2 separate regions of the Mus musculus genome follow, and region 2 is linked to region 1. A link is a loop called in an ENCODE intact Hi-C map of the cell type or tissue named here. Cell type or tissue: heart. All regions are shown on one strand. Region 1 overlaps Fndc1 (fibronectin type III domain containing 1). Region 2 overlaps Fndc1 (fibronectin type III domain containing 1).

Region 1 (8,000 bases):
ACAATGTCTGACAGAATAAATCTCTTCTAGCCTCCCAGCTTCCCCACCTACAATCCAAAGGCTTCGTTCTTTCTAAGCTCAAGTGTTCCACTCTTTCCAGTGAAAGGGTTCTTGTTACAGAAAGCGATCTGAGAGTGGGGGCCTTGGAAAGTGAGCTTTGTGGTGGTTCCAGCCTCCTTTCTTCCCGTGTCCATGGTCACCTTAGGATGGGTTCTGCTTGTGAACGTGGGAAGGCAGGGCTTGTCGTGCTCCTCATGGGCTCGACAGCATTGTCAGCTGCACTTTCTTTGGCTCTCTGCTCTGCAAATCACTGCACTGTGGAATGTTGGAACTGGGCGGCTTGTTGGCACTTCTCTCTACTGTGTTGACGTGGGATCTGCAGTGAAATGATGACCAGACTGGAAACGGACAGAGGAGACAAGCGCATTTCCAAGTGCCTATTTACTGTACTTAAGTTCAATTAGGGAAGGGAAGAAGTGGACATAGCAGCCTGCAGAAGGCTCCTGTGTCAGGGAAGAAATCACGAAGCAGCATGTAATTTATTCCATGGGCTCCTTGAGGAGCCTTCCTGTCTGTCTGTCTTGCCATTCCCAGTTGCAGCAGCTGCTTGGATTTGCGTCTAGTGGGGCAAAGCCACGGGCAGACGTAACTCATGCTTCCTGCAAGTGGCTACTGTCAGCCCCATTCCTCCTCTTTTGGGTCCAGCATTTCTGGTAAGGCAAATTACCCAGAGCTACGCTGACAGTTAGCACACTGTTGCAGCGCTAGAGGTGTTATTCTTCTTCCAGCACACCTGGAAGATCCCTGCAACTCAGGACAGATTAAAACAGAGCAAAGTAAGCAGGTGATGCCCCTCCCCCACCGCACCCATTCCTGCCATAGGCTACTAGGCAAACATTAAAGAACAGGGGTGCTCCCAGTCTGAAGGCCTGAAACCATCTATGCGTTTACAGTAGACACTCAGGGAGGGCTAGGGATCATCTCTATTTTCTTCTTTAAAGCTAAAGAGCTTTTTAATGAATCTGCAAGGCCAAAGTCATTCTCAAAGTGATATGAGTTCAGTCCCAGCCTCTTTCCTGGGTTGATGTTCACATGAGTGAACAAAAGCTTACTGGGTAATAAATGGTATCTGACAGGGTCCACCGCTTGGAGCCTGAAAATACTAAGAGTTTAACCCCAGGGATAAGCACCTGCGGGACTCCCAGTCAGCACTCGAATGACTTGCTTTATAAGAAGAATGCGGTATTTACTCTAAAAAAAAAAAATCTACAGACAAACTATAGTTGCCTACTTGGATAACTCTCACAATTTTTTTCCCTCCAGAAATGAGCAAACTGAGCCTGATATCTCTCGTTAAGTAACTGCACAAATTTCTTGTCAGTGATGCAACTTGAATTTCTTTCTTTAAAAAAAAAAAAAAATCAAAGAGGCCGGGAGGTGGTGGCGCACACCTTTAGTCCCAGCACTCGGGAGGCAGAGGCAGGAGGATTTCTGAGTTCAAAGCCAGCCTGGTCTACAAAGTGAGTTCCAGGACAGCCTGGGCTATACAGAGAAACCTTGTCTCAAAAAACAAAAAACAAAGCAAAACAAAACAAAAAAAAAAAAAAAAAAACAAAAACAAACAAAATCTAGTGAGGAATTTCAATTTTTAAAAAAAGACTTTATTTATTTATTTTATGTTTATGGGTACACTGTAGCTGTACTGATGGTTGTGAGCCATCGGTGGTTTCTGGGAATGAAGGTTGCTCACTCCAGTCAGTCTGGCTCATTCCAGTCGACCCTGCTCTCTCTGGCCTAAAGATTTCATTTATTATTATATGTAACTACACTGTAGCTGTCTTCAGACAGCACCAGAAGAGGGCATCAGATCTCATTACAGATGGTTGTGAGCCACCATGTGGTTGCTGGGATTTGAACTCAGGACCTTTGGAGGAGCAGTCAGTGCTCTTAACCCCTGAGCCATCTCTCCAGCCTGCAACTTGAGTTTCATAAGTTAAAACTTGAATGCAGCTAAGCTGTCTCTCCCCTGGTAGGCTTGAAATACTTCTCTGTATTAGAAACCTTTTTTATGGCCATGGTGATAGGAATGAACGTGGTTTTGATAGCAATATGAATGAAGATGTGCCTTTAAAATGTCACACGATGAGACATGGTGAATTCAAATAGCGACTACACAAAGTATTACACAGGGATCCGACATGGTGGCATGCATCTGCAATACATCTGCAATGGCTCCTGGAGCAAGATGGGAGGTGGAGATGGGAGAATCACTGCAAATTACGCACAGTTGTGAATCAGGTGCGTGGGGATGCACAGTACAGCAACAGAAGCAAGAGAGACTCCGCCCCAATAAGGTAGAACATGAGAACGGACTTCCAAAGACCATCTCTGGCCTCCGTGTGCAAGTGTGCATTCATATGTGCACATGCAGGGCACATGTGAGAGTACACAGCATCCATGCATATACACACACGCATACATATGTGGGCGCACATACGCATGCATACACACAACCAAACTTTTCACAGGGCCTTATACATGCTAGACACACTGCTCCTGAGCTCCACCCCCCATTATAAACAAATTAATTTTAAATTACCATAATTCCTACTATAGTAGGGAAAGATAGATGACAGACATCCCGTTCAAGTATAACTTTTATGGGAACCTTGCAAGTTTAAAGGTAGAAAGGAATCCAGAGGCCACAGAGTGTTATAGCTCCTGGCATACACAGCTGAATGGAAGTTAGAAGTGCAGATGCCAGGGTCAGAGTCTTAACACCATCACGGCCTCTCTGCTGGCCTTCAGCAGTCCATCTGAGTTTGTGGGTAGATGTGGTCAGTGAGACCCTTTCATCTTTAGAAGCCCTGGGAAACTTTCCTATGACCCAGGCGGCCCCAGCTCTCTGGTGTGTCTCTCTTCATTTCTGTCTTTGCAAGCAGGTTGGACCCCTTTGGCTTCAGTTTGTGTTTCGGAGCCTAGCAGGCAGATGACCCATATCACTCATTTGTATGAGCATAGAAAACATTATTGTAAAATTAGGGGGTGTAGTGGGATTGCAGGATGGCAATTCATGTCCCTAAAATGCCATCACTAGAAGCCACTCCATGTCCCCAACCCACCCTCTCGACATGTAAGTCACAGTGGCCTACTATCCCTTGTCTATGGGACGGACATGGATGTGGGCTGCATCCTTTCCCTCTGTTTGCTGTGAGGAATGACCACACACCTTTGGCTTAAAGCAGCAGGAATGATGCTATTGGTAAGATGGTATTGGAGGTCAGGATTCCAGATTGGGTCTCCTGGGGCTAAAATCCAGGGCTGTGTCCCTCGGGCGACTTTGGACACTATCAGGTTTCTTTTACTTCCAGCTCCAGAGTTCTCACCTTTCTTGGCTCTGGGGACTTAGGAGGAGATCTTTGGGTACCACGACTACTCTGCCAACCTCAAGGGGTGTGAATAAGAAACCTGGGCACAAACATTTCCAGAGTTGCTCCCGGAGGTTGATTGGGGAAAGGACCTCTGTTTACTTATGGAATTTCTCCGTTGTAACTAAACTTCAGCCGTCAGGAGCTTTTGTTTTAATTAGAAAACACGGGGGTAGGTGTTTAAAACTATAAAGATGAAAGCGAGAAGGGAACAGGCCTGCCTGCTGTGTAGTTAGTTATTTGTGAACGCACAGAATCCATCTGTTAAAATACAGAGCAAACTGGAAACTTGGGGAGAGCAGGGAATTGGGGGAAAGGGGACAACTGTGGTTTTTGTTGCCCTCACATCTTCCCCAGCCTTAATAAATGAGCATTTGCGTATTTGGAACCATTGGGTAATCGCACAAACCAGAATACCTTTTCTTCCTTTCCCTTTAAATCTTGGAATCTTCCTTTCTGGATCTAGCTCTCGGCAGCACTTGCGTTCTGTGGTCCATAGAGGGCGCCCCTGGCCTTTCGGAGGCGGGCCGTCATCCTTGGGCTTCTTTAAAATTTAAAATTTTCTTTAGCTTGCCATTCGTTGGATCTGCCTGCACACCGGGAAGGACATGGTCGACATTACCGCACATTAACAATTAAGTGTTAATAAATACGGGGTTTGCAACTTAAGTCTAGCTGGGGTTTGCAACTTTTTAGCTGTTGGGGCACCTTTGTAGGCCGGGCCAAAGTTGAAACAGTTGGACCATGGGGGAGAATTAAGAAAACATGGAGTGGGGGTCATAGTCTTGGTAACGCCCCTCTCTCCCAGCTCCCTCTCCCAGCCTCAAGCTTTACTTTCGTGACTAGGGTAATATTGCAAATTATTTTAATTATAATAGTCAGAGTCTATCGTAACTTACTGTTAAGTGTAGCAACTTAATTGCAGAGCTGTAAATGTTGATTAAAAACAGACAGCAGTGTAGTTTTCTGCGGTGGCATTAACATACTCAACAAAACACAAGCTGCGGATGTGAATCTCACCCTTGCCCTGTAGGTAGACTTTTAAAAAATGTTCTCTTCCTAACTGGCTCTTCCTGTTCTCATGCTTGGTTTCCATAGTCACCATGTGAACTTGGTGATACCCTCCTGTTCTTCCTGGGGGAACCAGGCGTAAAGCTGTTAAACTGTTCTCCCACTGATGTAGTCTAGTATATACTTGTCCTAGGATTTGGACTCAAATCTTCGAAATCCTACAATCCTCCCCTGCAGGCTACCTGGGGTTACATGTCTGGGAATTAACTGTGCTAACCAGATTTTCTTCCCTAGGCTATGTGTAAATGTCAGTACCAACATTTCTGCCCTGCTCTGAGGGTTGGTTCGTTTTAACTGTCAACTACACACAGCATAGCATCACCCGGAAAGAGTCTTATTTGGGATTATTTAGATTGGATTGGCCTGTGGGCAGGTCTGTTGGAGATCGCCCGTGTTAACTGATGTAGGAAGACCCGGCCCACTGTGAGCGGAAGTAGGCATTACAAGACAGGACAAAGCTCTGCTGCTGGGAGCAAGCCAACAAGCAAGCGCTCATGCATTCGTTTCTTCCTACTCTTGCCTGTGGATGTGATGTCTCCTCTAAATTCCTGTTGCCTCAACTTCTCTACATGACAGTCTGTAAACCGGAACTGTAAGCTGACGAAATGAATGGAGAGCAGCACCTTTTCTGGGTCTCTCCTGTGGTTAGCTGCCAAGGAATGGTTCCACCACACCGTGGGACGCTCAACTTCAGGGAAACAGGGCTTCCCATAAGCTGAAGTTGGTGTGAACCTAGTCCCTATTACAAAACGGCCCAGAGGATGTTAGGGTAAAGTGGCGACGTCGGGGCGCTTTGGCCAAGGTGTGTGCCACTTAGAAATTATGTCGCACATCGGTCTAGGGCAAGATGTTTATTGAGAGAGGAGGAAATCGAAAGGCCATCTCTGAGTGGGGACATGAGAAATAGACAGACAGGCAGACAAACAGAAGCAAAAGAATGAACGAGAGAGACAGAGAGAGAGAGAGCCCGATCTTGAGTGACCAGAACTTTTTATGAACTGCCCCTGGTGTATCTGGCCATCTAGGAGATGACCTAAGATGCTGCTGCTAGGTCCCCGAGGGCAGGCCAATGGGAATGCCTGATTTCCAACAAGGGGCGTGGTTATAACAAGGTCCTGCCTGTAATTGGTCTTGTTAAACTTGTCCCATCCCCATTGGAGACCTGTGCTTGTGTGTCTAATCCCATCCTTAACCGGTTCATGGTTTACCTCCACAGGCTCATAGCCAGCACACACATGCTCCCGACCTGTAAAAACTTTGAAAGTGTGTTCTTGATTTCAGCCAGGTCTGGGTTTGATCACTGTCCCTTTATCCGGCTGTGTAAGAGTTCTCTAAGCTCTCTCATGGTCAGTTCGAGGAATACCAGGGTGGAAAACACATTTAAATTTATAACCTAATCTACCCTTCTAACTGCAGGCCTGGCTACCTCTCCCTAGTGTACCCCAGATACTTGCTGTTTCTCCTGGCCATGGGTTCATGTTCGATCTGCTATCATGGTGGCTCCTCCCACCTCTCCCCACCCCCTCTGCAACCCCCAACCCGGTAACTCAAAACCCACCTACCTCTAATCCCTCCAGTAATTGGCTGTACCATTTTCATTTAACCAATAGTTTTAAATTAAGGAACAAGGTTTACACAACGGAAGCTAGCAAATGTGAGAATTCACTTGTAGGCAACTAGACCTTTGGGTCTAATTTAGCATTGCAATACACAGCAACGGACCAAACCTCAACAGAAAACACATGAGTGAAAACGGCTCCTACAGGTGGAAGTCTCTCTAGTCACCTTTGTATCCCTTGTGCCTTACGTACACTCCGAGACCTACTAAGTGTTCCAAAAACGTTTGTGGGATGAATAAATGTGGTTGATGCAAGTTATCTGTTTAACCAATGAGCATCACACACACACACACACACCTCTTTTTGTTCAATATATTATTTGTATTCCTCTTTTATTGATAGATTATTTGTCTATTCCCATTAACAATCACTAAGTGATTAAAAAAATTTGAAACTATTCAATTGATATTTGGACTGTCACTGGGTCTTTTTTGGTGTGGTCACATCTGTTTCACTTGCCCTTTTTTTTTTTTTTTTTTGGTAAACCTACCTTCCCACAGTTCTGGTTGACTCTTGTGTGTGTGTCCCAGGATGGCCTTAAACTCACTCTCTTGCCAAAGATGGTTTTGAGTTTCTGATCCTTCTGATCCACGTGCTGGGATTGCAAGCATGTACCACCATTTTTGGGTTATGTGGTGTTGGGCACTGAACTCAGGGGCTTGTGAACCCTTGGCCAGCATTCACCAACTGAGCCCTGTCCCAGACCCTGCCTGGCACATTTTCTAAGGGAATTTTCCAGGGAGTTTTCAGGGCTATATATGAGTGGTGACTGAGGACACAGGATTGTCCAAGTGTTTAACATAGTTAGACAATGACTTTCACATTTTGGGGAAAAAAATTAATTTTTAGAGAGACTGGTGTGTGTGTGTGTGTTGCCTGGTATGTCAAACAGTTTATAGTGGGCTGAATCTGAATTGAACCAGTGAACAATGGCAGTTCTTTTGGGAATCATTTCTTGTTTGAAAACTGAATTTGAAGAATGTGCAAAAGATTCCCTAAAAACCTAGGAGGTAATGATTTCCCATGAGTCTGTGGTGTTATCACCGGCAGGCATGGCATGCCGTTCCCTCCACAGCTCTCAAACTTTGCTCTTTCCAGTGGCATATGGTCTTACATTTCTTACAAGGAAAACATCCAACAAATCCCTCTGATTTATCTTTCTAATCCATTCCGGAAAGCCAGTGGGTGGAGGAGATCTTATTTCCCCTGAAACAGTAGCTTTTGTTTCTGTTAATTTCTAAACAGAAAGCCCAAGAACTTTAAAAACGTTATGTCCTAATGATCACACTTTGCGGGAGGTGCTGCTTACGTTCACTTTCATTTCCGGTTTTGTTGTTCTGGGGACAGATGTACTTGCTCAAGTCAATGGCATGCCTACAAAGGACTGACATCGTCAAAGTGGCATTTCCAGAATGGACCCCTAATGTCACCCGGAGCTAAAGTGAGCACAGTTCCTGCTTAAAGTCAAAAGTGACATCATAAATCCACGAGCAACAGTGTGGCTAGCCCCAAATCCTTTATGATATCAGTGGATAAACAGATGAGGGAATTGTTTATCTCTTCCTTGTAAACTTGGGAGCAGAGAGACCTAGACTGGGGTTTAGTGAGGCCAACAGGGCCCCAGATCATCCCATGTTTCCACTCTGCCATTACTGCCCATGTCATCTCACCTCCCATTGCTAGACCGTTGCTGCCTATCTAGGGATTATGTATGACATCACAGGAGGCAAGAAAAGAGGAAACTAAAAGAGGTCAGGAGCACACGATGGCTGACAGCACCTTTCCTCACCTGTGTCATGGAACAGGCTACCTTGTAAATGTATCCTAGCTACAAGGGAAGCTGAGAGTCAGGGCGTTCCTGTTTGGAATTCTAGCTTTATGG
Region 2 (8,000 bases), 72 kb after region 1:
CCCTGACTGATGCGCTGGACCATTTCCAAGTGGAAAGCCTGGATGAACTCATTCCAAACGACCTGACAAAGAGTGATCTGCCTCCTCAGCACGCTCCCCGGAACATTACTGTGGTCGCCATGGAAGGCTGCCACTCCTTTGTCATTGTGGACTGGAACAAAGCCATCCCTGGAGATGTGGTAACAGGTGTGTCCTAGGTAGATGCTCAGAGTTCCAACTGGTCTGTAAAAGAGAGGATAGATGATGGATGGGTGGATGAACAGATGGACAGGTAAGATGGGGAAGGCAGACATCTTTTTCAGCGGCTTGGGAATGTGGGTAACTGCAGTAGCATTGTGGGTAGTTAAGAGAACATTGGATGAAAGCCAGAGTCCTGAATTATAATCCTAGATTGACTTATGTGACCTTGAGTCATACATACATCATCTTGTTAGGATTTGTTTTCTCATATGAAAAATATAAGTACCACAAATGTCCAATATTTGTCTTTCTGCAAATAAACAGCCAGGCAACCACTTGTCAGAGGTCCTATAGGTGGGGATGGTAAAAAGGCTCTACTGAATCACTACTATGAATATCCTCCTTCCATGCCTGCTGGCCACTCCCATAGCAGCCTGTGTGTTTCCCAATTCCTTATATGGGCATTGGGTAGAATGGAGGATACCCTAAGGGTCTTAAGCCCCGCCTCTGGGCTTTGGCCTATGAGATGCTTGTTTCTGTTACTCTGCCTAGATGACACTTGAGAATGAGTCTATTGAGGTGAGTTCTTACAGAAAGAGAATCTGCAGGTCTTTTCATGAACAGCTCCTTTGTACATGGCTTCTCCCAGTCCTGTGAGCTGTGTGAATGTGTTCCTGGACGGTGGGGGTAGTTGGAGGTTAGAGATCAACATTACCCACTACAGGAGTCACTTGTGTAACTCTGACCTTCTAGTGCTTCTGCTGTAGGACCCCAACATTGTCTTTTAAGGAGAGAAAATATGTTCAGGAATGTTCTAGGGGCTTCTCTTAGCTTCTCATATGAAGCTTACATGGTGGGCCTAGACCCAGGGTAAGGAACTGGGAGATACAGTCCCCATGCATCCTGCCAGTGGTGGCTGAAGGGTTAAGGGGCACAGAGTCAGTGTGGGTGAGTGGGTCTGAGCCTTCGATGTAACTGACAGTTGCTTCTTTCATGGTGTGTGCTGAGTGAGGCCAATCTCTGCAAAGCATAGCACATTTCTAACAGAAAGCACAGAGATCAGTGGAGGAAGGAGGTCTATAACAAACCACTGAGAAGTTTCTTTTTGATTGAATGTGGCGTTATGAATGGCCTTCCCTACTTCCACCCCTTCTCTCTGTCTCTCTGTCTGTCTCTGTCTCTCTGTCTCTCTGTCTGTCTTTCTCTGCCTCTGTCTGTCTGTCTGTCTGTCTGTCTGTCTGTCTGTCTCTCTGTGTGTGTGTGTTTGTGTGTGTGTGGTGTTTGTGTACATGTGTATAGGTGCAGGGAGACCAGAGGAGGACAGCAAATGTCTGCTTTGCCGCCCTCCACCTTAGTCCCAGAGACTGGAACTGGACATGGAGCTAGGTTGGTGGCCAGAAATTCCATCAGTCTTCTTGTCTATGGCCCCACCTTGACCCAGCAATGGGGTTCTAGGAAGGCATGTTCTCACACTTGAGTCTTTGCCTGCTGAGCCATCACCCCAGCACCATAATTGGCAAGCTTTAAAGGCAAATAGGATCACAGGGAGTCTTTCAGTCACACCACATGCCTGGCAGTCACTGTCGTTATTCTTCATCTCATATAAAGGACAACTGTACATCTCTACCAAGAATCTTGGGTATTGTCTGTCTTTTAAATTCATATTTATGCATTCATTGTATAAAGTGATGGTTTTTAGAATCATACTTTCATTCCAGTGTATCATGTACTTTGGCCATATTCACCTCCTCCTTTCTTTCCTTTCATCTCCCCTTCTCCAAATGGTCTATCATCTATCTATCTATCTATCTATCTATCTATCTATCTATCTATCTATCAATCATCTTCTATCTGTCTGTCTACCTATCATCTACCTATTATCAATCTATCATCTATTATCAATCTATCATCTATTATCTATCTGTCAATTATCTATCATCTATTATCTATCAGCATCTATCTATGTATCTATCATCTACTATCTTTCTATCAATCATTTATCTACCTATCATCTATTATCTATCTATCTGTCAATTATCTATCATCTATTATCTATCAGCATCTATCTATGTATCTATCATCTACTATCTTTCTATCAATCATTTATCTACCTATCATCTATTATCTATCTATCATCTATTACCTATCAGCATCTATTTATCTGTCTATCATCTATCTATGATCTGTTATCTATCATCTGTCTGTCTATCATCTATCTATCTATCTATCTATCTATCTATCTATCTATCTATCATCTATCTATCATCTATCTATAGTCCACATATGATAGGGAAAACAACACTTATCTGAGTCCGGCTTAGTTAAATACTAAGTACAGGGCACTGCTTTTTTCTTTCACTTCTTTCTTCTATGTGCAGTCAAGACTAGATGTAATTAGCCCTATGAGGTGAGTGACAATAGGGAATGAAACTGGTAGAGTAGAAAGAGAAGTAGGAAACCAGCCAGACAGCAGAACGCACTTGAGTTTGCTGTCCCCACTGGAATTTGTCAGACATTACTGAAGTGAACTGCCCTGAATCACAGTGAAACTTGCTCTCCTTGAGGTTTTCATGGAGCCATACATCACACAGACGTACACATGCTTCGGCCCTTCCCTATCACACCTCTGTGTGATTTGGCTCCCTCTTAGTTAGCTTCAGCTGTCAACTGGACACTGCCCAGAATTATCTGAGGGAGCCAACTGGGACATTGCTTCTATCTGATTGGCCCATAGACATAACCGTCGGGCTTTCTTAATTACTAATGTGGGAGAGCCACCGTGGGTGGTACAAATCCTAGGTAGGCGGGTGTGGGCTGTATAAGAAAGGTAGCTGAGCAAGCCAGAGGAAGCAAGCCAGGAAGCACATTCTTCTACAGTTCTACTTCTAGTTCCTGCTTGAGTTTCTTTCCTGATTTCCCTTGATGATGTACTTTGACCTGGAAGTGTAAGATGAAATAAACCCTTTCCTCTCCCATGTTGCTTTTGTTCATGGTGTTTATTGAAGCAACAGAAAAAGCAAACTAGAGCAGGTTCCTTGGTGCTCACCAGGCTCCTCCCTTCTCCTGTTTCCAGGATACCTGGTCTACAGCGCCTCTTATGAGGACTTCATCCGGAATAAATGGTCAACTCAGACCTCGTCAGTGACCCATCTGCCCATTGAGAACTTGAAGCCAAACACAAGGTATGGCATGGTGGTTGCATACAGACAAAAGGCTGGACCTGTGAACTTCATCATAGTATCCTTTGGTTGGAAACAAGGATTAGTCAATCAGCACCATTTTCTTGAATTCCTGGTTTAGCTCATGGGATACCAATGAAGGCTCACCACGTGCCACGCCTATTGCTTAAGACTGTGTGTATTATGGTTGTTGCTTAACAATTGTGCCCATTTCTCGTTCTCTTAGGCATTACATTAAGGGCAGAAAGGCTGTTCTATGTGTTAGAAGAGAACTGATTCAGTTTCACTAATGTAACATTTAGGTAGTACAACCTTGCTATGTGACATCGGGACAGTATTTGCCAACCATGTTCACTGACACGGAAGCTTTGTGATGTAGATGTTCAGAACATTCTGGAAAGATGTGTTGCATGCATTAGTGAAGGCTACAAGACACAACAAGAGGAATGGCTGCTGATGAGAAGGCACTGTTTTGTCAGCCAAGGTTTATGGCACTCGCTTAGAAAGTGGCCAAACTTGTCCACATGAGAGTGTCTGTCTACTCTTCTGTTGTGCTGTCTGTTTTGGGAGGCTCAACTCTCAGAAAGTGACCTGGTCAATGAACATGTGTAAGGAGCTGGGCATGCCTTAGCCAGGCAGTGGTGTGCTGGTAAACTGACCATCTGGGCAGCTGGGTGTCGGCTGGGAAAACCCCTGGTTTATAGCATTTTCAATGCCTGTGGTTCAGGGACTCACATCATAGCCAATTTCACAATGGCAGTGGGTTCACAGGATCCTATCATCCTACATAGCTTCACAGATCCTGAATAGGTCGTGACTGGCAGGATGTCCACACCTAGCACCACACTGTTGTATAGAGCCAGTGGGTTTGCAGTGAAGAGCTCAAAGTGGCTTCCACAGGCAGTGGAGTACAGAAAAGTCTGGAATAAATCACTCAGTAAACAGATATCTGCTAGAGAGGACAGGATCTGGCCAGAACCAGGCTACCAGGAGACTTCCCCAAAGCTGGGAGCATTCCCTGTAACGTTCTAATGTGACATTTAGGCTCCTTGGAATCAAGCTTTCATAAGCTGTTATGAATCGCAGGACTTGGCAGATGGAAAGAAGCAATGAGTCAGGAATAGAGAAAGTGCTTCATTCCTTTCTCCTAGTGGTAAAAGTTGACCAGAGGAAATAAAAGCAACAGACTCAGATGGAACAGGGCCAGCCTTCTTTTTTACTATGTGTCATAATATCTTCTATAGCACATCCACCATACAGATTAGAAAGCTGGAAGATACCCTCCAGTGCATTCACCACATAACAACCAACAACAAGAGTTGAATCTTAGTCTCTTGACCTCTTCCTGCCCAATGTTCTTTCCACAGAGTTGGCTGCCATATTGGATTTCTGCCATTTTGACTGTCAGGTGATGGTGGTGTAAGGTAGAGGTGTACTTGTTCTAACCATGGTTCTGGGTCTAAACTTCATTCAAGCAGTTCTTTCTCTTTATTTTGAGCCAGGGTTTAGGGCACAGAGGTGAGCTAGATGCAGTGCAGCCCCCTTGAAGTGTACAACACTGTCCTCATGGGGCTTGTTGCATGGCAGGAGAGACAGATGTTAAAAAGGAAAAACAGATATGGACTCCCATAGCCAGTGTCATTAGGGAGTTTAGGGATAGTATGTAATGGAGGAATTCTTGATCTTCTGAGCCTAAGGCCAGTCAGTCAAGACTAGGAGAAAATTAGGTTGAAGGAATATGGCTCAGTAACCCAGAGAACAGGTAGGCAAGGTGAGATAATGCAAAATTGCTCCAGGAAGAGGGGGGAGGGGCAGGCTGTCTTTCAGGAAAGTTAAGAAAGCAATTCATTCAAGGGAAGAGCCAGAGTCTAAAACTTGGTGGTTTATGTCAGATCCTGTTTTTTGTTTTTAAACTAAAACAAGTGTATTCTACCTTAGTCACTAAACAAGGGTCCTGCCGTTGTCACTCCTTAGAGTCTGCATATTTTAAAATCCGACTTTACAGTAAAAAGCTGAGTCTTAAATGGATCACACTCCATCAGGGGTGTGAGGACTGTGCAGCAGGAGGGTTCCACGTGGCTTCTGGACATAGGTCTCACTCCTAATTTTTGAATGGCTTCTCTTTAAAGACAAAAAAAAAAGTGTTGGCAAAATTCAACTAGAGTTGTTGATTTGTGCAGCCCCCTCCCCCCACTGTTGGAACTGCCCACATGGGGTTTTGCCATAAACCACTCCACAGCCACTAAGAGTGTGAATAAGCAAGAAACATGTACTTCTGGGTCAACTGAGGTTTGGAAACACGTTCTTAATTGTGTGTATCTTTTTTTAAAAAAAGAATTGAAATGGGAAAAAATCAATAGTCATAATATTTGGATGATTTAAGATTTTATCGAGTGGTTTGCCTCTTAACGGTGACTGAAAGCACAGGAGAATGTCTGCGTGCTATGAGACCAGAGGTGGCGATGTCATCACCTATGGCTTGTGGTTACCTCTGAATGTAAACAGGCCCTCCTTAAAACTCCTTTGTTGTTTAGTCAGTACTTGCATCTGTACCTAGCTTAACCAGATAAAGGATTTTGAAATAGTTAAGTGAGACATTTCTTCTAGTCAAGAGCTAGAGGAAAACACTATTTCCTAGGTTCAAAGAGTCACCATTCATGAGTCCTAGAAGAACCTTGTGGAACCTTGGGATGAGGAGGTCACAAGAGTTAACAGCAGTGGTGCCAAGTACTGGCCCTGAGTTCTTCTTTGAGCATCAATATTAGCAAAGTAAAAAATACTTGTAGACTCCAATTTTTTCTCAGTGAACGAGTTGACTAAAACGTCATGCTTTCCAGAACACTCTGTGTTCCTAGACAAAGTTTGGCCCTGCAGCAAAGCCTCTGTCCTCAGGTTGTCCCCCACTTCCTCCCTCAGGTTGTCCCCCCCACTTCCTACCTCAGGCTGCCCCCCCCCCACTTCCTCCCTCAGGTTGTTCCCCACTTCCTCTTCCTGGACTTGCTTCTCTTTCCTGGAGAGGTCAAAGCTCTGGACATGACTGTCATGTGAGTTGTACTGAAGAGGCCACTCTCTAACCACCCTCTCCTGCCAGTCACAAGCCATATTTGTGTTGAATCTACCACAGAGGTGGAGATGTTGATTAAGTTAATGTTTGAGTTCTACTCTGTGTTTTCTAGCCCCAGCTCCTCTCTCTTGGAGCCTCCGAGTCTTAAGCAGGTTTTTGAAGGATGGACTGGGAGAGTCACCCAGTGTTTGCCTGGATGCTCCAGGAAAAGCACTCTGAGCAACCATCAGCCTAGCAACCATCAGCCTAGCAACCATCAGCCTAGCAACCATCAGCCTAGTGTTCTGTTCCAGTCCATCAGCCATGTGCCTGTGCTGTATTAATTATACCATTCAAGAAATTATCAAAAATGAGAACGTTCAGGAAAAAAACATGAGGATAAACATCTCTCCCTGTGTCTCACTCTGCCTCTCGATCTCTCTACTATCTCTATCTATCTATCTATCTATCTATCTATCTATCTATCTATCTATCTACCTAGCTACCATCTATCTATCTCTGTCCATGCGTGTCGGTGTGTCTAAAGACAGATAAACACGACTCCAAACCTACTACAGAAGCATGCTTGTAAGAATCTGTCTCCGTACCCAGAGGTCAAGTCAACTTCTCTTTTAAAAGATGTTTTCTTTTTATTTCAGGTATTACTTCAAAGTTCAAGCCAAAAACCCTCATGGCTATGGGCCTGTCAGTCCTTCAGTCTCATTTGTTACAGAATCAGGTACGGGAACGGTCATCTTTGTACTGCTTGCTTTGGAAAATGAGAGAAATTATCAGAACAATAGCTATTGGCAGAGTAGAAACTGAGGCAATAAAATGCCTTCTTTTCTGTTGGATGAGTTCAGGTTTCCTTTTATAAAACAAACACCCCCTCCTATTATGTTAGGAGAGAACTGAGGTCAAATTCTTTTCTTTTTTTTTCATTAATTTATTTATTCACTTTACATTCTCTTATCAGACCCCCTTTCCCATCACCCCTCTCACAACTCTTCCCCTTATTCCTCCTGTCCCTTCTCCTCTGAGAAGGGGGATTCCCCTTTGAGTATCACCTGATCCTGGCACATCAAGTCACGTCAGGACTAGGTGCATCTTGTCCCACTGAAGCCAGACAAAGCAGCCCAGTTAGGAGAACAGGATCCACAGGTGAGCAGCAGATTTAGGGATAGTCCCCAGCTCCAGTTGTTGGGGGACCTGCATGAAAACCAAGCTGCACATCTGCTACATATAGGCAGGGGGCTTAGGTCCAGCCCATGCTTGCTCTTTGGTTGGTGGTTCAGTCTCTGGAAGCCCCCAAGGGGCTTGAGAGTCAGTCCAAGTTAGTTGGCCCTGTTGGTCTTCCCATGGAGTCCCTATCTGAGGTCAAATCCTAATGAAAGGAAAACAAATTTAGTTTTCAATCCAAAGATAGGTTTGGCTCATTTGCATAAAGTGGTTTCAGAGCTTTCTTTGTTGCTGGATTTTTTACTGTTTATTTGTTTTTAGTTTTAATGAGATAGAATAGCCCAGGCTGACCTGGAAATGGTCATCTAGCCCAGGCTGGCATCAGGCTACTGAGTTCTGGGATTATAGGCATGTGCAAG

The links. A loop is a pair of places that touch in the nucleus more often than their neighbours do. Peaks named below come from ENCODE experiments on the same cell type or tissue, not always from the same donor. Only the 100,000 strongest peaks of a DNase experiment are listed, where the experiment ranks them.
Region 2: it touches region 1 in a loop (2.2-fold over the local background); 1 of 42 quality-filtered maps calls a loop at or near these places.

The regions. Positions count from the first base shown.
Region 1 is chr17:7,817,935-7,825,934 of GRCm38, reverse strand. All of the region lies in intron 1 of Fndc1 (fibronectin type III domain containing 1), which reads left to right. Among named protein-coding and RNA genes, the nearest start is that of Fndc1, 5.4 kb to the left of the region's middle. In heart, a CTCF peak has its summit at 3,922; a DNase peak (open chromatin) is centred at 324; H3K27me3 peaks cover 2,981 bases.
Region 2 is chr17:7,745,706-7,753,705 of GRCm38, reverse strand. Fndc1 (fibronectin type III domain containing 1) reads left to right here. Exons shown (of 21, transcript NM_001081416.2): 15 at 1-186; 16 at 3,254-3,362; 17 at 7,062-7,141. Among named protein-coding and RNA genes, the nearest start is that of Gm52281, 53 kb to the left of the region's middle. In heart, no CTCF peak of the experiment used is centred here; a DNase peak (open chromatin) is centred at 4,325.